2 separate regions of the Homo sapiens genome follow, and region 2 is linked to region 1. The links are chromatin loops, found by intact Hi-C in ENCODE. Cell type or tissue: heart right ventricle. All regions are shown on one strand. Links, peaks and the distances in the headings refer to the core of each region. The heading gives the core; the rest is flanking DNA.

Region 1 (5,146 bases), core at 2,505-5,004:
ACTCCTTCTTGTCTCCTTGTGCATAAGGGTGGTGTAAGCACTTCAGCTTCTAATCTTTGCTTTTTGCCTGCAAACCATTGTGGTTCTATTACATCCTGAATACACCCTTGTAAAAAGTTCCTTATTAAATAAACCTTCTTTGAATTATCCTAATATGAGTGTTCTGTCTCACTGGGATCCTGACTGATACAAGCAGTTTCCATGTAAATGGTGGATATATGTTTGCAAAGTATGTTGAGTTTTGCTTTAGTATACTTGATGCTAAGCCAGCTGTTCAGCTACTTAAGAAGGTGACCCTGGTTTGCAATGATAAAATTCTATTATAGAGTAGGATGCTTATCTCCCTATTTCCTTTGGCAGGAAAGTATATATTCAATGAGGTACAGAGAAGGGGAGCTAGAACATTAGTTCTGTTTTACAGCATTTAGAATTACAATTTCTGTTGCCAAAATGTTCCTCTTACCCATTATGATTCTGACATTAATACTATATTCCAGGCTTTGAAGAAGCATTAATAGTTTGGGATTTTACCAAGATGATACATGCGGATGAGAGGTTGATAAATGTTGCAAAAAGTCCTTGTTATTAACTGTTTTATTGCTGAGATGGAACAGGATAGTAACACTCAGAAGTTTAATAGTTGTGCCTGAAACACATTTTCTTTCATGATAAACATTTGAGTGACAGAGAGTCCAGAAATGGGTTGTGAAGAGAGCACAAAGTGTGTGCTTTTATTGTTTGCTTGGCAGAGGTTCCGCCATGGAGAACAACATCATAAAATTTACATTTGTTATTGATCTTTTTGCCTGAGCCCCACCCTAATACCTCCATTAGAATCTGTTAGAAGTAAGTTTTTCCAGATGATGAATTCCTTGTGAAAAGAGATGAACTGTGAGTTTGTAGCTCACAGTTTGTAACTGCGAGCCTCCTTTCCTCCTTATTTTGCCTATTAAAGTCATTACTGAATTATAAATTAGGGTGGCCAGATGGGATAATCAAAGCTGGTTTCAACCCATCTATAATCCGTTGATCCATAGATAAGACAGAAAGCTTGTCTCAGAAGATGGTACTTGTGTACATCTCAAGAGAATTGGAGAGAGGCTACCTGCATCATTGATCACTAACCTTTATAGATAAAAGCAATTTCAAAGGCCATCTACCCCCTAATGCTATAGATGAGGAGACTGAGACCCTGAGATATTAAAAGACTTACCCAGGAAAACAGCTGTATTAATCTGTCAGGGTAGCCATAACAAAGTATCACAAACTGGGTGGCTTAAACAACAGGACTTTACTGTCTCACAGTTCTGGAGATGGAGCATCCACAAGTCAAAGGGTTGGCAGGATTGGTTCCTTCTATGGCTGTAAGGAAAGGATGTGTTCCAGAGCTCTCTCTTTGGCTTGTAGATGGCCATCTTCTCCCTGTGTCTCTTCACATTATCCTCCCTCTTTGCATGTTTGTATTCAAATTTCCTCTTCTTATAAGGACACCAGTCATACTGGATTAGGGCTTACTCTAATGACCTTATTTTAACTTGATTGCCCCTGTAAAGACCCTCTTTTCTAAAGATCACATTCTGAGGTACTGAGGGTTAGGACTTCAACATATGAATTGTTTGGTGGACACAGTCCAACCCCTAAGCACATCGACTGTCTGAAAACTGACTAGAATCTTGGTCCTCTGATGCTCTTGTTCATTTTTTTCCTATTACACTACTGTGCCTTTTAATATTCTTGTTCCCGTTGCTACAGAGACCATTCCCTCTTTCACAGAACTAAGAGACAGGGATGTGGTTAAAACCTGAACTTTTCTCAGACACTTCAAATGATTCCATTTAGGGGAATATAAGGCCAAAGTAAATTTAGAGAAGTTATGATCCTTATTAATATAACCTGAACATACTCCTCTTGGGGATAAAGATAAACAATGATTTTTTTTTATGATCACATGGCTGTTAATGTTGAACTTTTAGAGTTAGACACAAAATTCTCTCAGACTTATTTTATGAACTGCAGTTTATATTATTAAATTGTGATGATAAATGAGTTTGCTCAGTTATTCTCTTCTTTGACTTGACTTTCTCTACCTCTGAAAAATAGCCTACCAGGGAAAGGAGGTTTTCTTTCTGGATGTCCTACAGATGAAGCTTTGGCAGAACCATTGTCAATCCAGGCATTTAATTCTCCTGAAATCATGTTGTCAGTTCAGGGATGCTTGAAGCATATAAAGTTTAGGAGGCAACGGAATCAGTGCCGGATATTTAGGGATATGTTTGCATGTAGGTAGGCAGGATATTTTTATGTTGTACCAAGTGGTCTTTTCAGGAAAATGGGTCTAGACAAGACAAATAAGTTTTTAATTCATGTCAGGTCACTGAAGCCAATGTGGCCTATCACCCTCACATCAACCAAAATTGCTTGGATTAAAGGTTGGAACAGAAGAAAACTAATAGGGTATTAAACTCTTCAATAATGACTTCATTCTTCCCATTCTCACATGGCCTAAAATGCTTATTTTCAAGGAGGGGAACCTAATGCTGAGAGAAATAACGTGATTAGTCCAAGAACACAGTATACTCCTCCCATACAGCAATGTGCTTCTGCCCAGTATAGCAGGTGTAATGCAGGACTCAGGTGCTGTGTGCTAAGTGGCAGTTCTAACTGTCTAGCAGTATTTACTAGGGAACACCTAAGTTTGGGCCTTACCTACTAAACCAAGTCACAGAATATGTCTCTTGGTACTTAGAGGTAGGAGGTTTTAGGATGTACCCCTGCACTCCTCCCCACCAGCAGTGTCTCCCAATGCTCACCTCTTAGATCATCAGCCTTTCATATATGTCAAGAAAAAAACTTTCATTAAGTGATTAGACAAATTTGGAAAATGCCACGTACTGCATCCCTTTCTTAGATATTCATCACGCATGTTAGCATATTGACAGCTTTGCAATGTCTGGCAATGAAAAAGCCATTTAACTTTCTTTAACCAGGAGTTTCCAAAAGTTATCTGACAGAACCATTTGTTCATATAAAACCCGTAAGTTGCAAGCAACACATTTTGAGAAACCCTGTCTAAAATTTGCGTAAGTCAGGGAAACATATACATTAACAAATAATTTAGATCAGGTTCAGAGATGACAGAGCAAGAGATCTATGGAGATATCCTTATAGAACAGGTGAGTGATAATCCTTATAATCGGCCCCAAAATATTCCTTGTGGCTATTAGCAGGAAGGGAATCCTAAGCTGGGCTGGGCAGGCTTTTCACATTACAGTCTTTCCTCATTGTGGGGGTGTGGATGACTGTGTGAGGGGGTGTGGATGACTGTGTGAATGTATTTGTGTTTGACCTAGATAATCAGGTGGTTTAGAAAAGAAATAGAGCACTGGCCTAATGATCACAAGGTACGGTGTGTTTTTGGCCTTTATCATGGACTTGTGATGTGACATCTCAGCAGTCCCAGCGCTCCACTAGTTAGTGTGGATGCTGTTGTACAACCTCCATCCCTCTGTGCAACACAGGCCTTTAGTGTCCAAAGGCCTCTCTGTTCACTTGGGACCTCAGCAAATGCTGTCTGAAGGTGAAAGGGAAAAGGAGCATGTTGTCGGGCTGATGACATAATGTCTACAATGTTCCGGTCACCTCAGGAGGAGAAGGTTTGGTGCAAAGGACCCTGCTGTTCCTGAGGGAGGTGTGAATGACTGCCTGACACCCTATATAAACCCTGCAGCACAGCCTGATTGGGCCACACAGAATGTTTGTAGTTAGATGCTCCTATAACAAAGACCCTTTGGTTTTAAACAACAGAAACCACCTTGAACTTGCTTTGGGAAAAGAAGACACTTTTAGGGTAGTAAAATACTTAAGCATCTGATAAAGTTTAAAGAATTTAAGCAACCACATCTCAAAGTTCAGAAACACAATGGTGCAGGGGATCTGCCTTTTTCTCTGTGTCTGTGTCTCAGCTGTAATTCTTGGCAAAGAGAATTGTATAGGCCCAATTATTGGTCAAATCCCCACTCTAGTTCATTTAGCTATAGCATAGCTAATGGCCATGTCTCTCTCATTTTTTCTGTTAGAATCCCAATTTGTTCAGAAGAGTGTGACAACAGCTTGATCTCAGGGAAGATAAATTCCCACTGCAGTCCCAGAGGATGAATTGTGATAGTCTAAACCAGTCATAGTAATCCCATTTTTCTTTGTCAGTAATTGGTTGACAGTGGCATTGTGACCCAATTCTAATGTAGCAGTTATAAATAGAAGTTAGTTGGATATGATTCTGGGAAAGCTTTTGTCTTTCCTATAAAAAGGAACAACAGATTTACCAAGCATGGCTCTGTCTCCTTCTGCTTTTCTCCTTCTCTGGAATGCAGGCATGATGCCTGGTGATTCAGCAGCCATCTTGTAACCATGATGTGACAAGTATGAGAGGAAAGCTGTGTGCTAAGAATAGAGGGTGCAAAGGAGAAAGAGCCAAGGTCTCTGTATGGTTGAATTGCTGCACTGACACTGGACAGCATCCCTCCTGATTTGTTCTTATTTGAGAAAAATGAAAACCTATTTGTTGACATCACAGTGTACTTTAATAGGTTGTTGTTATTGTTGCCTTTACCTGCAACCAAAAACATTCCTAAGTGAGAAAATTATATAGTAAAAACGGGTGCCAGGAGCCAACTCCTATGGCTCAGAGAATGATTCTCAGATCTTTAATGGGATAGAAGAACAGGGGATGGCACCTACAACGGTTAGATATTCAAAAGTATCTACCAAGCCACCCTGGAGTCTTGAAATCTCACCACTGCTTTAGAGCATAGAGAGAAACCCTGTTCATGCCACTGCACACCTGTCCTAGATAGAATTAACTAACTAATTCTACTGATATTTATTGACTCTGCATTATCTGCTTGACATTTTTCTAGGTGCTGAGGATTGATTGGTGAAGACAGAGAGGGTCTTGGTTCTAACTGAGCTCACATTCTAAAAGAGAAAATAGAAAATAAACACGAAAAACGAATGGGATCACTTCAGAAATTGAAAAGGTCTATAAGAAAAACAAAACAGGGTGTGTGATAGAGGGTTGGGGAGGCTGTGACCATGGAAGGCCTAAGAAAGTGATATTTGAAATGAAACTTGAGTTGCAGAAGGGAGC
Region 2 (7,264 bases), core at 2,412-4,911, 62 kb before region 1:
TTTAGTAGAGATGGGGTTTCTCCATGTTGATCAGGCTGGTCTTGAACTCCTGACCTCAGATGATCCACCCACCTTGGCCTCCCAAAGTGCTGGGATTACAGGCATGAGCCACCACACCCGGCCATATTTAGTCCTTTTAAATTTTTAATTTTTGTGGGCATATAGTAGGTATATATAATTATAGGCAGTACATGAGATGTTTTGGTATAGATATGCAGTGCATAATCACATCATGGTAAACAAGATATCCATTACCACAAGCATTTACCCTTTGAGTTACAAACAATCCAATTATATTCTTTCAGTTATTTTAAAATGTAGTCAAATTATTATTGACTAGTCCCCCTATTGTACTATCAAATATTGGATATTATTCATTCTAACTATTTTTTTGTACCCGTTAACCAACCCCAGTACCCCCCGTCACTACCCTTCACAGCCTCTGGTAACCATCATTCTATTCTCTATCTCCATGAGTTCAATTGTTTTAATTTTAAGCTCCCACAAATAAGTGGGGACATGCAAAGTTTGTCTTTCTGTGCCTGGCTTTTTTCACTTTACATAATGACCTCAAGTTCCATCTATGTTGTTGCAAATGATAGGATCTCATGATTTTTTTATGGCTGAATAGCACTCCATTGTGTATATGTGCCACATTTTTTAAATCCATTCATCTGTTGATGGACACTGAGCTCGCTTCCAAGTCTTGGCTATTGTGAGTAGTGCTGCAATAAACATAGGACTGCAAATAGCTCTTTAATATATTGATTTCCTTTCTTTTGGATATATACATAGCAGTGGGATTGTTGGATCATATGCTATCTCTATTTTAGTTTAATTTAATTTAATTTAGTTTTAGGGGTACATGTGCAAGTTGGTTCTATGGATAAATTGCATGTCATGGGGGTTTGGTGTACATGGTATGTTGTCACCAAGATAATAAGCATAGTACCTGATAGGCAGTTTTTCTGTCCTCAGCTACCTCCCACCCTCCACCCTCAAGTAGGCCCCAATGACTGCATAAACAAACTAACAAACAAGCAAAGAGAAAATTAATTTTAAAAAACCTATGCTTTAACTTCGTCCTTCTGCTTTTTAACTTTTTGTTGTTTCAATTTATGTTTTATTGTATTGCCTATGTCTTGAAAAGTTGTTGTAATTCTATTTTATCATTTCATCTTTTAGTCTTTTTACTTAAGACATGAGTAGTTCGCACACCACAATTACAGTGCTAGAATATTCTGTGTTTTATTCTGCACTTACTAATACCAGTGATTCTGTATCTTCAGGTGATTTCCTATTGCTTGTTAACATCCTTTGCTTTCTGACGGAAGAACTCCCCTTAGCATTTCTTGTGGGACAGGTCTGGTGTTGATGGAATCCCTGAGGTTTTTTTTTTGTCTGGGAAAGTCTTTATTTCTCCTTCATGATGGAAAGGTATTTTTGCTGGATAAACTATTCTAGGGTAACATAGAACTTTTTTTTCCTTCAGCACTTAAAATATGTCATGCTACTCTCTCCTGGCCTGTAAGGTTTCCACTGAAAAGTCTGCTGCCAGCCATATTGGAGGTCCATTGTATGTTATTTGTTTCTCTTCTCTTGCTGCTTTTAGGATCCTTTCTTTGTCCTTGACCTTTGGAAGTTTGATTATTAAATGACTTAAGGTAATCTTTTTTGGGTTAAATCTGCTTAGTGTTCTATAACCTTCCTGTACTTGAATATTGATATCTTTCTCTAGTTTTGGGAAGTTTTTTGTTATTATCTCTGAATGAACTTTTTACCCATATCTCACTCTCTACCTCCCTTTTAAGGCCAGTAACTCTTAGATTTGCCCTTTTGATGCTACTTTCTAGATTTTGTAGGCCTGCTTCATTGTTTTTTTATTCTTTTTTCTTTTGTCTCCTCTGTATTTTCAAATAGTCTGTCTTCAAGCTCACTAATTCTTTCTTCTGCTTGGTAATTTCTGCTACCAAGAGACTCTCATGCATTCTTCAGTATATCAATTGCATTTTTCAGCTTCAGAATGTCTGATTCTTTTTAATTATTTCAGTCTCTGTTAAATTTATCCGATAGCATACTGAAATCCTTGTCTGTGATCCTCAACACAGCTATTTTGAATTATCTGTCTGAAAGGTCACATATTTGGCTCTCCAGGATTGGTCCCTGGTGTCTTATTTAGTTCATTTGGTGAGATCATGTTTTCCTGGATGGTCTTGATGTTTATAGATGTTTGCTGGTGTCTGGGCATTGGAGAGTTAGGTATTTATTGTAGTCTTTGCAGTCTTGGCTTTTTTTATACCCATCCTTCTGGAGAAGGCTTTTCAGATATTCAAAGGGACTTGGGTATTGTTATCTATGTTTTTGGCCACCGCAGCCATGTCTGCATTGGGGGTGCACCACGCGTCCAGTAACGCTGTGGCTCTTGCAGCCTTGTAGAGGTACTGCCGTGGTGGTCTTCGATAGGATCCAGAAGAATTCTCTGGATTACCAGGCAGAGACTCTTACTCTCTTCTCTTACTTTCTCCCAAACAGAGTCTTTCTCTCTTTCTGTGCAGAGCTGCCTGGAGCTGGGGGAGGGGTGACACAATCATCCTTATGACGACCACTAGGACTGTACTGAGGCAGACCTGAAGCCAGCACAGCACTAGTCTCACCCAAGGCTCACTATAACCACTACATGGCTACTGCCTATGTTCACTCAAGACCTTAGGGCTCTACGATCAGCAGGTGGCAAAGCCAGCCAGGCTTTTGTTCTTCCCTTCAGGGTGATGAGTTCCCCTTGGTCCTAGGTAGGTCCAGAGGTGCCATTTGGGAGCAGGGCCTGGAATCAGAAACCTTAGGAATCTAGCTGGTGCTCTGTTCTACTGCAGCTAAGCTGTCACCCAAGCAACAAGAAAAAGTCCTTCCCACTTTTATCTACCCTTTCCACAAACAGAGGAGTCTGTCCCCATGGCCACCACTGCTCCAGACACATGGGAAGCACTGCCTGGCTACTGTCAATGTTTACTCAAGGCTCAGGAGCCCTTCAGTTGGCTTGTGGTGAATGCTGCCACTCCTGGGACTCTTCCTTCAGGGAAGGGGGCTTCCCTTTGGCCCAGAGCAGGTCAGAAATTCTGTCTAAGAGCCAAGGCCAAGGATGTCCCTTAGCCTCAGGGACCCTAAGATCCTGCTTGGTACCTTCTGTGGCCAAGCTGGTACCTAGGCTGCAAGACAAAGTCCCCTTTACTCTTTCTTCTGCTTTTCTCTATCAGAAGGAGGCTCTCCTTGTAGCCACCACAACTGGTCCATCTTAGAGTTAAACACTAGACCCATGGCAGGTACTGCCTGGCTACTGCTGCTGATTATTCAGGGCCCATGGGCTCTGTAGTCAGCAGGTGATGAATCCAATCAGGATTGTGTCCCTCCCCTCAACGCAACAGATTCCCTTCTGGCCCAGGATATGTCTAGAAATGTCATCTTAGAGCTAGGGCCTGGAATGGGTGCCTCAGGACTCTGGGCAGTGCCCTATTCTATTGTGGCTGAGCTGGTATCCAAGCTGTAAGACAAAGTCTTCTTTATTCTTCCCTCTCCTCCCCACAAACAGAAGGAAAGAGTCTCTTTCAGAGGCTGCAAGCTGCACTGTGCAGGGTTGAGGGAGAGATAGCACAGACACTTTCTTGGCTGCCCCAGATGGTATTGCACTTAGTCACATGCTTCCCAAGTCCACTGGCTCTGAGCCCAGCACAGCATTAGGATTTGCCTAGGAGTTGCTGTTCTTGTGGCCTAGACTGCATTTCACTGTTATTTAGGACCCCAGAACACTTTAGCCTGCGATGGTGAGGCTTGCTGGAACTTGAGTTTTGACCATTGAGATGGACAATTTTTTTCTAGCTAGGGGTGGTCTAAACGTTCCCTCTGTGGACGTCAGCTGAGTTCTTCCCAGTGTTGCTTCCCACTGTAACAGGGCAGCACTGAATTCCAATGTAAATTCCCTAAATTACTGTGCTCTCCCTCCTCCAACACACATATTCTCTTTTTGTGCTACACGGCTGCTGCCAGGGGGTGTGGGAGGGGTGGCATTGGCAGTTCAAGACTGTCTTTCCTATCCTCTTCAGTGCCTCTTTCAATGATATGAAGTTCAAGCCAGGTACTGTGATTGCTCACCTGATTTTGTTCTTATGAAGGTGCTTTTTTTGTGGAGATTGTTGTTAAATTTTGTGTTCCTTTAGAGGTCAATTGGTGGAGCCTTCTATTTGTAGATCTTGCTCTACCTCTCTAGACAATTTTTTAGTTAGGTTGTTTATTTTCTTATGGTTGAGTTTTAAGAGTTTTTTGTATATTTCAGATAATAGTTCTTTATCACATTTGTCTTTTCAAATATTTTCTCCCAGTCTGTGTCTTGCCATTTCATTTTCTTGACAATGTCCTTCATAGAGCAGCAAGTTATAGTTTTAATGAAGTCTAGCTTATTAATTATTTCCTTCACAGTTCACGCCTTTGGTGTTGTATCTAAAAACTCATCTAAAAAACCAATGTTGTCTAGATTTTCTCCTATGTTATCTTCTAAAGATTTTATAGTTTTACATTTAAGTTTATAACCTATTCACGTTAATTTTTCTGATGGGAGTAAGGTCTGTTTCTAGTTTTGTTTTGTATTGTTTTGTTTTGCATGTGGATGTCCAGTTGTTATAGCACAACTTATTGAAAGACTATCTTTTCTTCCTTGTAATAGCCTTTCTTCCTTTGTGGTCTATCTTCGTGAATTTTCCATGTGAGATTGGCGGGAGTGTACATTCTGCTGTACTGGATAAAGTATTCCATAGATGCCCATTATTTCCATTTAATTGATGGTATCGTTGAGTTCAGCTATACCCTTACTGATTTTCTGCCTGCTAGATCTGTTCATTCCTGATACAAGAGTGTTGAAGTCTTTAACTACAATAGTGGATGAATCTATTTCTCCTTACAGCTCTATCAGTTTTTGCCGCACATATTTTGACACTCTGTTGTTAGGTACATACATATAAGGATTATTATGTTTTTTTGGTGAATTTACTCCTTTATCATTATGTAATACATTTTTTATCCCTAATAATTTTCTTTGCTCTAAAGTCTGCTCTGTCTGAAATTGATATAGTGAATCTCACTTTCTTTTGATTAGTGTAAGCATGTTATATCTTTCTTCATCCATTTACTTTTAATTTACATGCATCTTTATATTTAAAGTGAGTTTTTTCCAAGATGAAATATTTGAAATACCAGATAAAGAAATCAAAAGGTTGATTGTTAAGTTACTCAAGAAAATGCAAGAGAAAGGTAAAAACCAACATAAAGAAATTTAAAAAACAATTCAGGATGTGAATGAAAAAATTTTCTAAAGAGATAGATATTTTAAAGAAATACCAATCAAAATTTCTGGAAATGAAAGACACCTTTAAAGAATTACAAAATGCAGTGGAAAGTGTTAACAGCAGACTAGACCAAGTAGAAGAGAGAATTTCAGAGCTTGAAGACAAGGCTTTTGAATTAAACCAATCAGACAAAAATAAACAAAAAAAAGAAATGAACAAAGTTTCCAAAAAATATGGAATTATGTAAAATGGCCAAACCTAAGAATAATTAGCGTTCATGAAGGGAAAGAAAAAGCAAAAATTTGGAAAACCTATCTGAGGGAACAATTGAAGAAAACTTTCCTTGTTTTGCTAGAGATTTATACATCCAAATACAAGAAGCTCAAAGAACTTCTGAGAGATTCATTGCAAAAAGATAACACCAAGGTGTATAGTCATCAGGCGATCTAAAGTCAACACAAAGGAAATAATTTTATTTTTAAACTTTTAAGTTCTGGATACATGTGCAGGATGTACAGGTCTATTACATAGGTAACCATGTGTCATGGTTGGTTGTTGAACAGATTATTTCATCACCAGGTATTGAACCTAGTATCCATTAGTTATTTTTCCTGATCCCCTCTTTCCTCCATTCCCACGTCTGATAGGCCCCAGTGTATGTTGTTTCCCTCTATGTGTCCCTGTGTTCTCATTGCGCAGCTCCCACTTATAAGTGACAACATGCGATATTTGGTTTTCTGTTCCTCTGTTAGTTTGCTAAGGAATAATGCCTCCAGCTCCATCCATGTCCCCTGCAAAGGACATGATCTCATTCTTTTTTATGGCTGCATAGTATTCCATGAGGTATATGTACCACATTTTCTTTATCCAGTCTATCATTAATGGGCATTTGGGTTGATTCTATTTCTTTGTTATTGTGAATAGTAATGCAATGAACATACATATGCATATGTCTTTATAATAGAATGATTTATATTCCTTTGGGTATATACCCAGTGATGGGATTGCTGGGTCAGATGATATTTCTGTCTTTAGGTCTTTGAGGAATCGCTACTCTTTCACAATGGTTGAACTAATTTACATTACCACCAAGAGTGGAAAAGCATTCCTATTTCTCTACAACCTCACCAGCATCTATTATTTTTGGACTTTTTAATAATAGCCATTCTGATTTGTGTGTGATAGTATCTCATTGTGGTTTCAATTTGCATTTCTCTAATGATCAGTGATGCTGAGCTTCTTTTCATATGCTTGCTGCTGTATGCATGTCTTCTTTTTGAAAAGTGTCTATGTTCTTTGCCTACTTTTTAATGGGGTTGTTTTTTCTTATAAATTTGTTTAAGTTCCTTATAGATGCAGGATATTAGACCTTTGTCAGATGCATAGTTGTTGGGAAAAGCTGAGTGTTGGGAGAAGCTGAGGCAGGGCTTGCATGTCTGACATAATGTAAAAGAGTCTTGGAACATGTCCGGGGTCCAGGGTCTAAAACACCTTGTGGCCTTTGGAACACCAAGCTCTGTGCTAAAGGGTGGAAGGCTACCCTGACTCACCATAATCTAAGCCCAGGGCATAAAATCCCTTGTGGCTTGGATAGAATCCAGGGCTTGTGGCTCTGGAATGTGTCTAGACTTGCTGGCTCCTTGCCCCTTGCTCTCCTGGGATCAATTGTATCTTTAGTTAAAAGAACCTCCTCTCCATTATCTCAAGTAGCAGAGCAAATGCTAAACCGTCACATGCTAAATCATGTGCTTAATGCAACACGCCCTTTTGACCCCCACATTCTCACCACCTGTTTCTTTGTTGGATTACCAATAAATAGGGTGGGCTCCCAGAGCTCAGGGCCTTCACAGCCTCCACAATCACGATGGCCCTTTGGTCCCACTTTACTTCTCAAACTGTCTTTTTCTCAATCCTTTGACTCCACCAGACTTCGC

Evidence for each region. Hi-C counts contacts between places; a loop is a spot of excess contacts. Peaks named below come from ENCODE experiments on the same cell type or tissue, not always from the same donor. Only the 100,000 strongest peaks of a DNase experiment are listed, where the experiment ranks them.
Region 2: a loop joins it to region 1, with 2.7 times the contacts of the local background. A loop is called at or near these places in 21 of 110 quality-filtered maps.

What each region holds. Positions count from the first base shown.
Region 1 is chr9:2,496,383-2,501,528 of GRCh38, reverse strand. It overlaps a transcript of LOC101930053 not described here. Among named protein-coding and RNA genes, the nearest start is that of VLDLR, 120 kb to the left of the region's middle. In heart right ventricle, for the core only: no CTCF peak of the experiment used is centred there; no DNase peak of the experiment used is centred there; H3K27ac peaks cover 1,762 bases.
Region 2 is chr9:2,556,097-2,563,360 of GRCh38, reverse strand. All of the region lies in intron 1 of VLDLR-AS1 (VLDLR antisense RNA 1), which reads left to right. Among named protein-coding and RNA genes, the nearest start is that of VLDLR, 62 kb to the left of the region's middle. In heart right ventricle, for the core only: no CTCF peak of the experiment used is centred there; DNase peaks (open chromatin) are centred at 3,065 and 3,710; H3K27ac peaks cover 2,500 bases.